2 separate regions of the Mus musculus genome follow, and region 2 is linked to region 1. The links are chromatin loops, found by intact Hi-C in ENCODE. Cell type or tissue: gastrocnemius. All regions are shown on one strand. Links, peaks and the distances in the headings refer to the core of each region. The heading gives the core; the rest is flanking DNA.

The links. Peaks named below come from ENCODE experiments on the same cell type or tissue, not always from the same donor. Only the 100,000 strongest peaks of a DNase experiment are listed, where the experiment ranks them.
Region 2: a loop joins it to region 1, with 2.4 times the contacts of the local background. A loop is called at or near these places in 7 of 42 quality-filtered maps.

What each region holds. Positions count from the first base shown.
Region 1 is chr4:137,964,030-137,972,608 of GRCm38, reverse strand. Ece1 (endothelin converting enzyme 1) reads right to left here. Exons shown (of 19, transcript NM_001369179.1): 19 at 7,381-8,579. Among named protein-coding and RNA genes, the nearest start is that of Eif4g3, 25 kb to the left of the region's middle. In gastrocnemius, for the core only: a CTCF peak has its summit at 4,250 (motif pointing left); a DNase peak (open chromatin) is centred at 4,241.
Region 2 is chr4:138,161,462-138,170,040 of GRCm38, reverse strand. Eif4g3 (eukaryotic translation initiation factor 4 gamma, 3) reads right to left here. Exons shown (of 35, transcript NM_172703.3): 17 at 6,424-6,594; 18 at 4,111-4,308. Mir6399 (microRNA 6399) reads right to left here and starts at 6,832; the gene lies at 6,749-6,832. In gastrocnemius, for the core only: no CTCF peak of the experiment used is centred there; no DNase peak of the experiment used is centred there; H3K27ac peaks cover 470 bases.

The DNA.
Region 1 (8,579 bases), core at 2,669-6,668:
CTCTCATAAGAAAGCAAAAGTCAATGATGGTGCTCGTAGTATAATGGTCAGGACATGTAACTACGCTCACATCGACACACATGGACAAACGGTACACACTTGTGAGCATGTACCTGTGAGGGCAACCTTGCGTGTCAGTCCTTGGCGGACACCCACCTTGTTTCCTGGGACCTGAGGCTCAGCCCTAGGTGAGGTTGTGATTACCAAGGGTCCACAGTGCCCTTCCTCAGCACTCGGGCTACAAGCGTATACCATACATCTGGCTTGCTTTACAGGAGAGCTAGGGCTCAAACTCCGGTCCCCATGAGTTCACAGTGAACAATTCACTAACTAAACTGCTAATGGTTCTTTTTAAAAGAGGGAGGGGGAGGGGTGGGCGGCTCAGTGCTTAAGAGCATGTCCTGCTCTTGAGGGGGTCAAGTGCCAGCATGGACATCAGGTGGCTCTCACAGTCACCTCAAACTCCAGAGATTCCAATCCCCTCTTCTGGCCTTCTGTGGACACTTGCCTACGTGTGCACCAACACACATACACATGATTAAAAAGACAGTAAGTCAGCCAGGCATGGCAGTTTAATCCTGGCACTCAAGAGGCCAAGGCAGGCTGAGGCTAGCCTGGTCTACATGAGTTCCAGGACAGCCAGGGTGACAGAGTAAGACCCTGTCTCAAAATAAAAAAAAATGAGGCCAAGCATGGTGGTGTATGTCTTTTGTTTGTTTGGTTGGTTGGTTGGTTTTTTCGATACGAGACAGGGTTTCTCTGCATAGCCCTGGCTGTCCTGGAACTCACTCTGTAGACCAGGCTGGCCTCAAACTCAGAAATCCACCTGCCTCTGCCTCCCGAGTGCTGGGATTAAAGGCGTGCACCCCCCCCCCCACTAGTGGTGTATGGTTTAGTGTGAGCTCCAGGACACCCAAGGCTACACAGAGAAATCCTATCTTTAAAAACTGATAAATAGGGCTGGAGAGATGGCCCAGCAGTTAGAAGCACCGATTGCTCTTCCAGAGGTCCTGAGTTCAATTCCCAGCAACCACATGGTGGCTCACAACCAACTGGAATGAGATTTGATGCCCTCTTCTGGTGTGTCTGAAGACAGTGACAGTGTACTCAAATAAATAATTCCAAAAATTAATAAATAGCCCAGTCTATGGTGTCCAGTTGCAACAACAATAAAGAGAGAACAATGTGCAGAGCCAGAGCTCAGGACATGGGTTCAAATCTCAGCTTTGTCCCTGCCTACCTATCTGGCCCCTCTTCTTCACATCCCAGGTCCCCATTGAGAACAACAATATCCATCTCACAGTACTGACAGGCTTCACTCTGGGACCAGACCTACTGCCAGCGCTCGGGAATAGCAGTTTCCCTCCTCACCTCTGGCTAGCACTCACCCCCTTCCCCAAGCCGCCACTGCACGCCACATTCAAAGTGGCCAGTGTGGCTATTATTTCTGAGAATACAACCCTTGGCTGTCTTGTGTCTTTTCAGTCCCATCTTCCTCCAACCCGCAGCACTTCAAAGGAGGGAAAGCCCAAGTGTCGTGCCACTGGATTGGCAAATGTCCCAGAGGATCTTGTCCGCCAGCCACTGAGCTCCACACTCAGCCCCCATTCACTCACGTCTGACAAGGTCAATGAGGAAAATACACAGCGCAGATCAAAGGGGCTGTCAAAAGCTCTCGGGGTGGGGGGGTGGGAGGGCACTCTCCCGGCAGGATTTCACGTCACACAAAAGTGCATGCAGGGGGTGCTCCATAAAAGCTCCCCCACTCACATGCCCAGAGATACCAAAAGCTGGTTCCCATGACAACGCCGCTGCCAATGTTATATATAAATGTGTGTCTGTCTGTGTGTGTGTGTGTGTGTGTGTGTGTGTGTACATAGCCACCCAGAGATGCACAGAAATAAACTCTTGGCATAAGTTCCCCCTATTCTAAATGTGAAATAACCTGCAAGGATTGATGACTGGAGGGAAAGAAGAAGGTGGCTTTTGAATAAACAGGCTCGCCTCCCTGGGACTGACACCTGCTTTGCTGTATGTCTGGCTTGTTTCCTGCACCTGGAATAAAGCGATACATCACTGTTGAAAGAATGAATAAATGATGGATAAAGAAGAAAAAGAAAGCCCTGTGTCGTCGTGGGGCAAGCCTTTAATCCTGGCACTAGGGAGGCAGAGGCAGGCGGATTTCTGAGTTCGAGGCCAGCCTGGTCTACAGATCGAATTCCAGGACAATCAGGGCTGCACAGAGAAACCTTGTCTCAAAGAGAGACAGAAACAGAGAGAGAGAGAGAGAGAGAGAGAGAGAGAGAGAGAGAGAGGCATCCTGCCAGTCCGGGCTAGAAAGAGTTCCTGCTGGTGTCTAGTCACATCTAACCTGCTTTTTGCTGGTGGTGGGGTTTTGTTTTTGTTTTTGTTTTTGTTTTTTGTTTTCTGATGAAAGAGCTGAAGCTTGTGAGGAGGAGGAAATTGCTAGGTGTGGAAACATCTGTAATCCCAGCACTAATTGGGTAGGGACCTGAGGCAGGAGGATTGTGAGTTCAAGGCCTGCTTATGCTAAATAGGGAAATCAAGGGACACATAATGAGCTGTGTGTGTGTGTGTGTGTGTGTGTGATTTTCTGTATAGCCCTGTCTGTCCTGGAACTCACTCTGTAGACCAGGCTGGACCCAAACTCAGAAATCCACCTGACTCTGCCTCCCAAGGGCTGGGACTAAAGGTGGGCACCACCACTGCCTGGCAAGAGGTTCTATTTTTAAAATGGGGGCTATAAGTGGTGTCTGGCACCTGCCTTTAATCCCAGCCCTCGGGAGGCAGAGGCAGGTGGATCTCTGAGTTCCAGGCCAGCCTAGTCTACAAAGTGAGTTCCAGATCAACCAGGGCTACACAGAGAAACCCTGTCTTGAAAAAAACAAGCAAACAAACAAAAAACACCCCCCCCCAAAAAAAGAAAAGAAAACAGGCTGCACAAGCCATGCAGAGCAAGCCAGTGAGCAGCATCCTTCCACGGCCTCTGCATCAGCTCCTGCCTCCAGGCTCCTCCCTGCTTCAGTGCCAGTCCTGACTTCCTTCATTGATGAGCAGTGATGTGAAAGCATAAACCAAAAAAGCCCTTGCCTCCCCAGTCGCTTTGGTCAAAGTGTTACATCACAGCAATAGTAACCCTAAGAAACAGACAACCAAGAAAATAGATAAAATCAAGGTGGTATAATACATAAACATTTTAAATGAATTCATTTTAAATGAATATAAATATTTAAACATTTAATATATTGTTTATTATGTTATACATATATTTATATGTACAATATATGTATATCTATATATACATATATATATACACACACATATATATGTCTACTACTCAGTAGGTGGAGTCAGGAGAATCAGAAATTCAAGACCATTCTTGGTTACATATTAAGTTCAAGGCTAGCTTGGGATATATGAGACCCTGACTCAAAAAACGAAACAAAATAAAAAAAAAATAAGTAAAAAGCCATTATGGTGTTGCCTGCCATCTGAGCACTGGAAAGGTAGAAACAGAAAGGTCACCACAAAATTGAGGGCAGTCTGGGCTATATAGTGAGTTCCAGGGCAGCCTGGACTACATAGAGAGAGCCCAGGAGCCTGAGGAGGAAGAACATGTGCTCTTATTTTTTTAAAAAGATTTATTTATTTATTATATGTAAGTACACTGTAGCTGTCTTCAGACACACCAGAAGAGGGCATCAGATCTCATGGCAGATGGTTGTGAGCCACCATGTGGTTGCTGGGGTTTGAACTCAGGACCTTTGGAAAAGCTGTCAGTGCTCTTAACCGTTTTTTTTTTTTTTTTGCTTTTTGTTTTAATCTATCTATCTATCTATCTATCTATCTATCTATCTATCTATCTATCTATCTATCTATCTATCTATCTATCTATCTATCTATCTATCTATTTGAGACAGGGTTTCTCTGTGTAGCTCTGGCTATCCTGGAACTCACTTTGTAGAGCAGGCTGGCCTCAAACTCAGAAATCCACCTGCCTCTGCCTCCCAAGTGCTGGGATTAAAGGCGAGCGCCACCACACCCGGCCAGTTCAGGATTTCTTAACGGTCTGTTTGCCTTCTAATGTCTAAGGACTAGGGGGTGGGTCTTGTCAGCCCCAGCAGCTCTCTCACCTGAAGAACTCTGGGCTCTTTGGCCTCAGGAGATCAAGCGACAGGATGTGGATCCAGGGCTGAGTCCCTTGTGTTCTGGTGCCACCTAGTGGTCGTAACGTAACACTGCCATGTGAAACTGCTTGAGCCAGCCCACGCCCTTTGTAGAACCAGGGATGTACCCAGGTTCTGGGCAAATACATGGAAATGATGGGAGCCTAGGCATGGGCTCCTTGATACCCCAGGTGTGTCATGCTTCCGTACTAGGTCAGCTATGGGTTGTGCCCTATTAGTCTCTGGCTCCGGGACAGAGGCAGATGGATCTCTGGGGCTTGAGGTCAGCCTGGTCTATATAATAAAGTTCCAGGCAGCCATGGCTATATGAGACCTTGCCTCTAAACAAAACGCCTAACACCTCCTTAAAGGCCTATACCACCATGTTTGGTCTTTATTTTGTTTGTTTTTAAGATTTATTTTGTTTTAATTTATGACTCCATGTGAGTGCCTGCGTGCATGTGTGTACCATGTGTAGCTTCTCTCCCAGATACACATTCATCACATGATCAAACTGCACTTCCTTACTTGGTACCACTGTCTCAGGTGTGACATAGTTACCTGTCTTAGGCATCACATGACATGCTCACCTGGGAGGGACAGGGGACACACATTTCAGCATGAGGGTCCTAGGTTCCATCCCCTGCACACCATAAACTCGATGTGGTGGTGCACACCTGTAATCTCCACTCTTGGGAGGTGGAGGCAGGAGGATCAGAAGTTTAGGGTTATCCTCGGCTACACCGAAAGTTCAAGACCAGCCTGGGCTACATGAAATTCCGTCTTAAAGACACAGAACAAAACAAAACAAAAATGAAAATAGTCTTGGGTACTGCTGTGCATCTTCTCATTAACAGCAATCAGCTTAATGCATTCTGCTTAAGATAACAATGTAACCATGGTGGCTGTAACAATGTAACCATGGTGGCTGTAACAGTGTAACCATTGTGGCTGTAACAATGTATCTTGGTGGCTGTAATGCACGACAGGGAGGAGATGCCCTGCACCACACCCATCCACAGACAGTGATGTTGGGATCTGGGTTGTGAGTACAGTGGAATTACAAGCATTTATAGCACGGACCTTTCTGTGCATGGGTAGAACATGTCTCTGCACGGATTCTCATCTTCACTGAAGCACAGTTGTCTTCTGAAGTTATTTGTCCTTGGGCCATTTCTGAAGTGAGGTCTGTGAGGCATTTAAAGACTTCCTTAACTTCTCCTTCCCGGGCTGGAGAGATGGCTCCGTGGTTAAGAGCACTGACTGTTCTTCCAGAGGTCCTGAGTTCAATTCCCAGCAACCACATGGTGGCTCACAACCATCTGCAATGGGGTCCGATGCCCTCTTCTGGTGTCTGAAGACAGCTACAGTGTACTTACATATAATAAATAAATCTTTAAAAACAAACAAACAAAAGACCTTCTCCTTCCCACGGAATGCCTCTGCCTAGCTCTTTGGCTCACACAGTTAAGGATTTCAGATCACTTACATTTTTCCAGTTGTTCTTGACGCAGCTCTGTTCTCTCCACAGTCCTCAGCTGCAAGGGAAAACCCTGAACAGCCAGGCAGGAGGCTCAGGTTTTGCATCGGGAGAGGGGCATTACTGACTTGGCACAGATGGACTGTTTATGAAAAGGAGGGAAGAGAAGAGCAGTGGGGACTCAGGGCGATGAGAACTGTCAGTACTCTTGGTTGCTAGGAAGAGGGTCTGTTAGGAGTACCGTCGTCTGCAGGCCAGGGCCTGGGGGTACAGCAGGAAACTGACAGGAGATGTCCCTTCTTGGGGAAGGGGTGGGCAGTAGCTAGTGTGTGTGCATGGAGTATACACAGAAGTCCATCCTGTGTGTGCATGGGTGTGACGTCACGGAGCCAGGAGAGAGGCCTGGAGCACTAACACCCTCCCTCCCACGACAGCCAGAGGAAGAGCCAACCCTGTCAACACTTGGATCTTGGCCTTTGAACCTTGAGAACAATGAGATAACAGATTTCGGTCATGTTAGGCATCGAGTTTGAGTTTGTGGTGTCTGTCACAGCACTAGCAAACAGACACACCCTAGTCAGAAAGAGACATCTTTGTGGACTAGGAGGCGAGGAAGGGCTTCCTAGAGAAGGTGATGCTGTGTGGGACCTTGAAGGATGGGTAGGAGTTTATGAGGCAGAGATAGATGCCCAGGGAGAACACTGTAAATGGAGACTGTGTAGAAGATAGCCAGAGGAGGTGGGTACCCTGAGAATGCCAGCTACCGCTCACTCAGCTCCCCTTAGGCCCAGGAAATGAAAACACTAGAGACTTAGATTATACCAGCCAGATTTATAATGATAAATCTCCAGCCCCAAAATACCTGTGCAAAGAATACACAACTCAGTTAATATAAATACAAGCTGCATACCTAGATTGGGCAAAAATACCCTACACTGCTCTATTATCCATCTATGAAATCCCTAGCTACTTGTGGCTCCTCCAGACCACGTTGGGTCTGCTCCACCTTCACCCTCTTCTTCCTCCATCTTCTCCCTTCATCCTCCCTCTCTTCTCTCCCTTCTCCTCCTCCTCCTCTCCCTTCTCCTCCTCCTCCTCTCCCTTCTCCTCCTCCTCCTCTCCCTTCTCCTCCTCCTTCTCTCCCTTCTCTAAAACTTTCAGCTGTGCCTTTTCCTTCCATTGCCCAGACACAGGCTCTAGCCTTCTTTGACCAATTAAGATTTCACCTGACATCACCCGAGTGATCTCCTCCTCATTGGGACACCCCTCTTGAGGGCGCAGGAAATACAAATAACAATCCACACCAGGCTTTGTTTTTTGTTTTTGTTTTGTTTTGTTTTTGGAAACTCTAATCAAGCATCTGGGACTGGAAAGTCCTTTGCTCTAAGACAATGGAAACCCGATTTTCTCAGTGTGTGTGTGTGTGTGTGTGTGCGTGTGCGCGCGTGTGCATATGTGAGGGTGCATGTGTGCTCGTGGGTATTTGCATGTGTGTGCGTGGGGGGAGGAGGACACTGTTCTCACCAGCAAGGAGTACGTACAAAGCACCTCCTGGAAGGAATGGCTGGGGGTGGGGGGTGGCACAGGCAGCAATAACCTGTTACTCCTCAGGGTCTTAGACTTCTGAAAGAATTGGTAGCTTTGTGCTGTCCAGGGTCCCTCCCATGATCCAGGACACACATCCTCCAAGGACAGACACACAGACACACTGCTCTTGGTATAAGTACTTTATTTTAATTATAATAGTGCCACACCAAAACTACAGTAGCACAAAACACAATAATACAAAAAAATAAGAGTCCCCAGCTCCAAACCCCATGTCCTTGTGCCTGCAGGGAAACTCCGGGCTTGAGAGAAGGGGTCTTTCTGAGGGCAGATGCCCTTCCCGCTACCGCCCTTCTCAAATCTCTGGAGGGGCGGGGCTTGGGGTTCTGCTTTTGTGCCCATCCATCCCTAACCAGTCTGCGTCTTCCTGCCTTGGCTCCCTGCACACCCTGAGCAATGTCCATATGGCTGAACCCAGTTCAGGACCCCGCTTCTAGATACCAGTATCCAGGACTGCCACTCTATGGAGAGGCAAGGCGACGGGATAGAAAGGGCAGATGATCCAGACCCAGAAGGTCCCCCTTTGTGTGGCAGGGCACGGCTCCAGCACCTTCCTGCCTTCTTATGTTACCTTTCCCCCGAAGAGCCGAGACCTCGAATGTGTTTACAGGGACCAAGAACCTTGCCAGGTGCCTGCTTGTAGTTCCCATCCTAGCAAGCGGGGCCGAGACCATATTGTCTCTGCGTCTTGGTCAAGGAGGACTCCGGCTTCCAGGTGTGTGTGTGTGTGTGTGTGTGTGTGTGTGTGTGTGTGTGTGTGTGTGTGTGTGTGTGTGTGAGCGCACGCCGTGCTGTGTGGTGTGGGAGCATGGCCTGCCAGGGGCTGTAATGGGCACTACTAGGCTTCTCCCACACATATCACAAGAGCTTGCTCCCTGCAGGAGTCATGAGAACTGCGGTGAGCGCCACCTAGTGGGAGCCCACATATCTACTACGTGATGCTGTGGGTGGATGACTTTCTGCCATTCCCTGGAGCCCAATGGGGCTGGGAACATTCCAGTCTTGGCCTGCTCTGGCTACAGCATCCACCTCCAAAAAAACAGAGAGGGGGAGGGGGTGAGGGGAATCCCTCTATCTACAAGGACTGAATTGATTCAATGTGCGTGCCACGGGTGGCTGAAAGCCTGAGAGGTCAGCAGCTCCTGACACTGGACGTCTATCTGGAATGGCTGTCCTGTAGGCAGGTTGGGGTGGTACCCTGGGGCTTCTGGGAATGGGGCTATGGTGTTGGCTTCTAGTCAGGACACTTGGGGGCTCCACTGGGAAAGCAAGCCAAATGCTGCCTCCTAGTGGGGCTCAGGGTCTGC
Region 2 (8,579 bases), core at 2,696-6,695, 200 kb before region 1:
ACCTGTATCCACTGAGCCATCTCACCCTCTTTTTATTCTGACAGCAGAATGTAGCCTCCATTATAAGAAAACACGAAATTCTCCGACTCAGTTACTGTACAACATGGAAAAGGGCTTTTCTGGACTCAGAAAGTGGATCCAACAGTTCTTAAATTAATATACTGCCTCAACCATGTGGGTGAAAATCATTTTTTTTTTGGGGGGGTAGCTGTTTTTGAGACAGGGTGTCACTACTTTAGGCAGGCTTGGGTCCCATCATGGAAGTCAAGTTGGCCTCAAATTTGGAACTGTACTGCCTACGGCACCTCAGTGCTGGGATACCAGCCTGAGTCACCAGTCATCACACCCTTCTTACTTGCTTTGAAGTAATCAGGGATGAAACCCTAACCAAACATGTAGCATCATGCTGTCTATTTTTGAGAGGCGCCTCGGCAGCTGCAGCTGGCCTTGACCTCATATAAAGCTATGATGATGGTGAACTCCTGATCCCCCCACCTCCAATTCTGTCCTCCAAGTGCTGGGATCAGATATGCTATCAAGACTAATCAAGAGGATTAATCTTATCAACGAAATGGCTATGGACACCTGATCAAAACTGAAGGGCTGGAGAAAGTGGCAAAGAACAGCCATGACATCACAGTGAAGTCAGGTCCACCCTACTGTCACACCAGGGCCCAGAGCCAGTTACCAGGCTGGCACATGTTAACTGGCACAGGCCTCAGTCGCAGCATTTGGGATGTCATTGCAAGGTGACAGTTCAAATGTAGCTCCTTCAACCCACTACTATCTTCTCTCCAAGGCCAGTGTATATAACAAGCTACCTACACTGTGCACAGAAGCAAGGAAAGACATCTTTACTGGAGACACCCAGAGACACACCCAGAAGGATGCCTACAAAACTCCAAACAGAGCCCTCTTTTCCCAAAGCTGGATGCTGCTTCGGTGCACTGTGCAAGAGACACTCGCTCCTCACCCAATGCACGCCAGCCACACCCACGGTCCGAGGCAGATATCTCATCTGTTAGACCAGTCTGCCCCAACTCCTGAGCATCTTGTCAGCTTCCCCAGTGCTGGGATCACAGACGTGCGCCTTGCTTTCTTTCCAGTCATCACGGCGGAGTCTGACCCACTCACAACCCATCCCCCTCTCCTCACTTCCCCCACACCTGTGCAGGGGAACGTAACTCCCAGATGTTTCAACCTCCTTGGCAGCTTTCTCCATTTTGCTCCAGACTCACACTCCTGCCACACAGATAAGACACAAGGGAACTTCTCATGGGACATGGAAAGAGATTTTTCAAGTTTTTGTTTTATCTTCTTGACTTTTTGAGGTAGGGTCCCAAGTACTCCAGGCTATAGCTGAGGACCTTGGCCTTCCTTCTCATGTTCCCATTGGAATTACAGGCCTGCTTCACACCACTTTCTCAAATTCTTTACCTTCTTAATTAGGGCTAATATTTCTGTGATAAAAACTATGACCAAAAGTATTTTGGGGAGGAAAGGCTTTATTTCATTCTCAGTTAAAAGCAGTGAGGGCAGAAATTCAAGCCGAGACCTGAAGGCCTTGGAAGGGCGCTGCTCACTGGCTTGCTCCCCACTGCTTGCTCAGGCTGCTTTCTTACAGAACCCAGGAACACCAGCCCAGGGATGGCCCCACCTACAGTGGGCTGGGCCCTCCTCCATCAATCACTAAGTAAGAACACGCCTTACAGTCTTGCCTACAGCCTAATCTTATGAAGGCATTTTTCTCAACTGGGGCTCCCTCCTGTCTGACCACTCCAGCTTGTGTGAAGCTGGCATAAACCTGGACAGCACACTTTTGTATCCAGGCATTCACTCTCCAGACACAAAGTGGTATTTTAGACAGGAGGACTTGAGCAGCAATTCAGAGGCATTCTGGAATGTAGATTTTCATTTTCATGCTAATTAATTAGAACAAAATATGGCAACTTAGGTTACAAAATTAATTTATTTATTTTAGTTAAAAATGTCTTTATATTTTATGATTTGAGAGTGAGGTCTACAGTATAGATCTCTGGCTAGCCTAGAGCTCAGTACACAGCCCAGGCTGGCCCTGAACTTTTCATGTTCCTCCTGAGTGCTGGGAGTTGAGGAGTGAGCTGCAGTGCCTGGCTAATCTACTGTTCCTTCATTGCTGAGATAGGGTCTTGTTGGCATCGACTCTGCAATGATACGACTGACGATACTCCAGCCTGACACTGTCACTATCAATAAGGCCTGTAGGCAGTTCTCTTCAGGCACTAAGGTGTGACATTTCAGCTATGTGCCTTCCAGCTGGCTGAGGTCCTGAGTGTCCTTTAGTCACTTCTTATTGACCTGGGAGAAGCTATGCATCGGAAGCTGCCTTTCTCTCTTCTGATCCCTGAGTTGTACATGGTTTGCCTGAGCACAAGGTGGTAGGGAAAGGCACCAAGTGCAGCTGTGTGGCTTGTTAAAACATCTGTAATATCAGCTCCTCAACATATCTAACGATGCGAGAAAAAAAGGGACTCCATTGTATACTTTAGAATTCACCTAAGCAATGCAAAAATCACATGAGAAGGTATTCCATTCATTCATTCATTCATTCATTCATTCATTCATTCATTCATTCATTCATTCCAGTCTCTCACTCATTTTTATAGTGCTGGGTGGGCTCAAGTCACCTAGAAGGAAGGGTTCAAATGGAGATATGTTGAAGCGTTGGTAGATCACTGATAACATAGCTTGCTTAGCATGTGCAAAGCCCCGTGTTTCTTATCTCGCCCAAAAAAACACAACAATGAAAGAGAGAGTGTGGGTATGAGTGGAAAGCACACAATCTATGTACACAGCACTGAGACTGAAAAAGGAATTCTAAATAATGAGAATACATATCCCCCTCAATCTGTGACGACACTACCCAGCTAGGGTTGCTTGAACACTGTCAGCTGAGCTAAAAACCTCTGTTGTCAGAGACTGGTCTCTCCTTGAGCGGTGTGTGGCAGCTCCCAGAGAGGTCAACGCTAACTCAAAGCATCTCCAGATGCTGGCAGCTGGAGAGGAGGGAGAAGGCCCGGGAGAAGACTGATCCAGCTCAATGTTAGAGCTGAGGTCCTATCAATCAACAAAGAATAATGTTTGAGGGCTCCAGAGGCACCTGCTGCTATGCCAGAGGACCAGTGTTAAGGTCCCAGTACCCAAATCAGGCCATTCACAATTGCCTGTAACAACAGGGAATCTGACGCCCTCGATGGTCTCCCAGGTACACACACTCGCATATGGAAACTTGTATGACTATGTTTGCCACACCCACCCACACAATGATGTAGATGCAAGGAGCGGTAGGCGGCTCAGGCGGTGGCTGGTGGTGGAGGTGCTGAGCCAGCGCCAGCCCGCCTCACCCTCCCTCTTCCTGTTTCCCTTTCTACGAATTTCTTCAGCAGGTAGACAATTATCCAAGCGGGAATGCTATGTTTACAATGCTGTAACATTGAATTCACTTGCTTCTCTTGGTTTAAATAAGATTTAATCTTAGTCATGTGCATGTATGTCCATATATATGCTACGGATTAAATTAATGCTTATTTCTTTATTTTAGTTGTTGCTGAGATCCTAGGCAGGTCTCAATGCTCAGAGAGAATGCTCCTGAGTGCGAGGACTGAAGGTGTGAGCTACTATGTCTAGCAAGAGAGGAAACATTCCGATTTTGAATATTTTTGATGATAAGACAACTATCTTCGTAGTTTCAGAGGCCAGAATTAGAACAGTTAATTTAATTTTAAATTTAGTTTATGTTAAAGTTAGTACCGGCTCTAGTTCTACAAGAAGACACTCCAGAATAAAACCGTTGCCTGTGATCTGACTCCACACTACTCCCTAACCCTCACAGGGTTCTCCGGGTTGGAGGAGACCATAAGCTTGTCCCATTTCAAGCAAGTCTCCAAATACCCCGCCCCAGAGGTGGGAACAGACATTATTTTTGCAAAATTCTTTTCTATCAGTGAGAACAGATACACCAGGGCTAGCAATCTACTCTCCCCTTTGCACTGCAACGACACTGGGAAGACTACACTGAGGGGAGAGTATACCTCTTGGCGACTCTCGGTTTACTGCTTCCTCTCTTCTTACCGTTACTAGGCACCGACACATGTTTGCGTACGCCACAGAGAAGCTGGGCTCATCGATAGCCTTCTCAAAGACAAGGTCGATGACCCCTTTTAGCCGCTCCTCCGTGTCCACCGTAAGAGCCGACACTTGCTTCATCAGCTGGTTGAACATCTGTGGTGTCAGTTTATTCAAGATACTTCGAACTTTTCTGAAAAGTTCCTAGGAGGGTTAAAATAAACAGCATTAGCCAGTCTTAAATGCACCCACTTAACATCTAAGGGAACTCCCACACTGCTCTTCATATGGAACATTTTAGAGAGGAGGAACGACTTGTCACTTAATGGTCAGTCAGGAAAATTGAATACAGTTTCCTTTCTTCTTCCACTTTGCTCCTATGGAACCAGAACTTGGGGGGTGGGGGGTAGGTTGGGGATTCCATATCCTATACAGGTTCAACTGTAAAACAGCCCTGCCTCTTCCCTGAGCATTTCTCAGACCTGAACAGTGCATTTAAAGCTTTAAAATGGTTGATGCAACCTTTGAATGACTATCATTTTAAAAAATTTGTTCCTAATTAGGGCTAAATAAAAAGATTTTGATTCACAAAAATTTACGAGAGCATCACATGGCCGGACAGTGGTGGCGCACGCCTTTAATCCCAGCATTTGGGAGGCAGAGGCAGGCAGATTTCTGAGTTCAAGGCCATCCTGGTCTACAGAGTGAGTTCTAGGATATCCAAGGCTACACAGAGAAACCCTGTCTCGAAAAAACAAAAAACAAAACCAAACAAAAAAGAAAGCATCATATATTTCCTAGGCTGACCTTGAATCATCAGGCCAGAGCCTAGGTACTGGAAACTCCCGTCACCAGAGTCCTACCATGTGACTAGTGGGGAGTCACTAAAATTAAAACTAGTCCTTTGCTGGTTTTGAATAAGCAGCTTAGAGCTGTACAGAGCAAGGAGGGGGGCAGTGGTGTAGGACTTTAATCCCAGCACTCAGGAGGCAGAAGCAGGCAATCTCTTTGAGTGGGAGGCCAGCCAGGAGTTCTAGGTGAAGCCCTGTCCCAAAGAGTTGACTTAAGAGTTAAAAGAAGAATGTAAAACAGTGGACAAGGCTGGAGAACATTGACTGTTCAATTCCCAGCAACCACATGGTGGCTGCAACCATCTGCAATGGGATCTGATGTCCCCTTCTGGTGCCTCTGAAGACAGCTAGTGTACTCATATACATAAAATAATTCTAAAAAAGAAAAAGAAACAGCGCAGCAATATCCCACGTGTCTATGTTATTTTTACCACTGCTTTTCAATACCCTCTGAAAGGGCCTCCGTGTAAGAAGAAAAACAAAGACCAACACCTCGGAAAGGGAGAGACCAGCCCAGTCCACAAAGGACAACAGCTGTCTGCACATAAAACCTGACTGCAAGTCTATAAAGAGCTCCCAGTCAGCCAGCCCAGTGACCTCAGGAGCCACAACAAGCTGCAAAGGCTGTCAGTCAGTTTATACCCACCTACCCTTCACCCAGCCTGCCTCTGTCCCTCCATCCCTCCCTGGTTTTGAGACAGTGTCTTGCTTCCAATTGCCTAGTACTTAGTAAAACACCCAACAAAACAGCCACAGGAGCTTCTAAGAAGGACTGAACCCTGCAGGAAGACTGAGAGAAGACCAGAGCAGAGCAGAAGGAGGCGGATAAGCCTCACCTGCTGGGAGGCTCTGTCACTGGAATGTCACTTTTGTCATCTACAGTTTAATTCAAATCCTAATCTGCCTAAGCTTTCCATGTTATCAGTTAGTTTAACAACCAACCAACCAACCAACCTCAAGGACTTAATCCCATACGACAGATATAAAGACAACACCAAAACTGAACACCCCAAAGGGTTTATTTCCAGCACCCACACAGCAGCTCACAATTGGCTCAGTTCCAGAGGATCTGATGCCCCACCCCCACCCCCACCAAGCCTCTGGCAGCACAAGCTGTGCTTTCTGTCCACAGAGACAGAAGCAGAAAGAAAGCTTGATCCTCAGGTCACAGACTGATCACCAACACAATGGAAACACGGCTCTGCAGAAGGGGAATAATGAAACTGGCACCTTTAACACTAGGGTACAAGGCTGAGTTTGAGGTGGTCTACACAGCTGTTACTGGAATGACACTTTCGGGCCACCAACACAGAATTGATTATTTCTTATTATGTAGGCCTCAGTAATGAGGCCCACAGAACAATGCTATTTTATATATATATATATTATATATATAGAGAGAGCCTGCACGGGAAGGCTCAGGCTAGTAACACACTTCTGCCCAGGACACAGGCATAGTGCTCCTCACCTGAGTTTTAATGCTTTCGGGGTCATCGGCGTGGCTGTCCCGTTTCTGGCTCGGCTTCCAGGCATTCTCCGCCTTTCTCAAGTGCACATCTTCTTTTACGGAGACAGTGATTATCTTTCTGGGCTCCCTTCTCTGGCCAGGTTGAGACCTCCGAGGTCCAACATTCAACAGCTAGGACAAGAACATTACATGCATTCAGAGAACGCCCAGCAGCCTGCTTCTGTGTGGCTGCTCAAGCTTCATGGTCACAGCAAACACTTCTAGATGAAAAGACCAGGTATTAGGTGTCCAGGTTAGAAATAATCTTCCTGAGGAGTCAGGAGGGAGAGAGTGCCTCAGAATACCATCATTGCAACAGCTTTACCTCTAAAAGGTTCAAGGATCAAACAATGGTATCTGATAAACTACCACTGCAACCCAGGAAGCCTGTGCTCAACAGAAGCCACACCGGTGGCACAGGCCTCGATGGGCACACCAGGGCTCCACAGACGTTCCCAGGAGACGTCCCCAGCTACACCCACCATCTGTCGAAGGAAAGGAAAGAAACAACTATCTGTACTAGGGGTGCTACTGCCCCACACGGCTGTCAGCCCAGCACGTGGGACAGGAGATAGAAATGTCAGCCTGGGCTACACTGACTTCTAGGACAGCCTGGGCTAAGGGTGAGACCCTGTGTCAAAAACAAAAAAAAAAAAAAACAAAAAAACAACAAACTATTAATAAATTCTAACCCAATAAGACATTGAAACAAAAGCTGTATTTGTGAACTTTCCAGGTAGAATTTCAATACAACTTTATTATTAAATTTTCTGTAACAGACACCCACTCTTAAGGCATTGTGATTCCAGACTTCTTCAATGCAAGGGGAACTAACTCTTGTCTGGAAAAAAGTCTGTATTTCTCTCTTCCCCTCCTACCATGATACGTGTAGTAATACAAACATGCATCAATGACAAAATGGTCATCAAGTTAAATATTGTTAAAGCAAAATAAATTGTGCAGGGCTGGTGACATGGCTCAGAAGTTAGGAATGTTTGCTGGTGGCCAGACATGATGGTATACACCTGTAATCTCAGCACGAGGACGGGAAAGCAGGTGGATCCCTGAGTTCAAGGCCAGCCTGGTCTACATGGCAAGTTCCAGGAAACTAAGCTCCATGGAGCTCTACCTTAAAAAATGGGGTGGGGTTGTTTTTTTTTCCCCGAAACACCAAGTTTGGTTCCGGGCACCCTCGTTAGGTAGCTCAACTACTGTTTGCAACCGAGAGAGGGAGAAAGAGGGAGAGAGGGAGAGAGGGAGAGAGGGAGAGAGAGAGAGAGAGCACAGCAGCTAAGTGTACTGCTTCCTCTTCCAAAAGGCTTGAGTTCAATTCCCAAGGACCACACGGTGGCTCACTTCCATCTATCCTGGGATCTGATGCCCTGTTGTAGCATGCAGGTATATATACAGATCGAGTTCTCACCAACACACAAAAAATGAATAGATCTTTAAATAGGACCCACTGTTTTTGCTTAGGGCTGGAGCTCCGAGCACCCATGGCAGGCAGCTCACAAATGCCAGGACCTCTAGGTCCTTGGGGTCCAATGTTCTCTTCTGGTCTCTGCAGTTAATGCACACATACAACATGTACAAATCCACACATACGCATGTTTTTAAAAAGTCTTATATAAACAAAAATTTAAAGCTATATTTTGTATGTAGAACTAACACCTGCCACCTTAAATGTGTTTTAAGTCAGCTTCCTTTATTGGTTTTTGAACTTTACTTCCTTTTGTCCCTCTTTGAAATAATCTCACTATGTAGCCCTGGCTGTCTCCGCTGGAATTCAAGGCATGTGCCCTTATTTGGGGACACAGGCAGGCTTTCCTGCAGTTTAGGCTCTCCTGAACTAGAGAGCCTCCACAGCCAGCATTGCTGCTCAAGATTAGTCAGAGTCGATACTGTGCTTGGATTTCTCAGCCTTGTTACACAATGATAACCTGGATTTTCTTCTGATTCAAATGCTGTAAATATTTGCATTATTTTTAAGAGGATTGTTGACACTACAGAAAAAAAGTCTTCGTAAGATGCAAACCACAATAGTATCTCATTTAGTAACAGTGCTGCACTTTTAAATACATAGAGAACTCCGGGGGAAAAATACGGACTAAAGTACC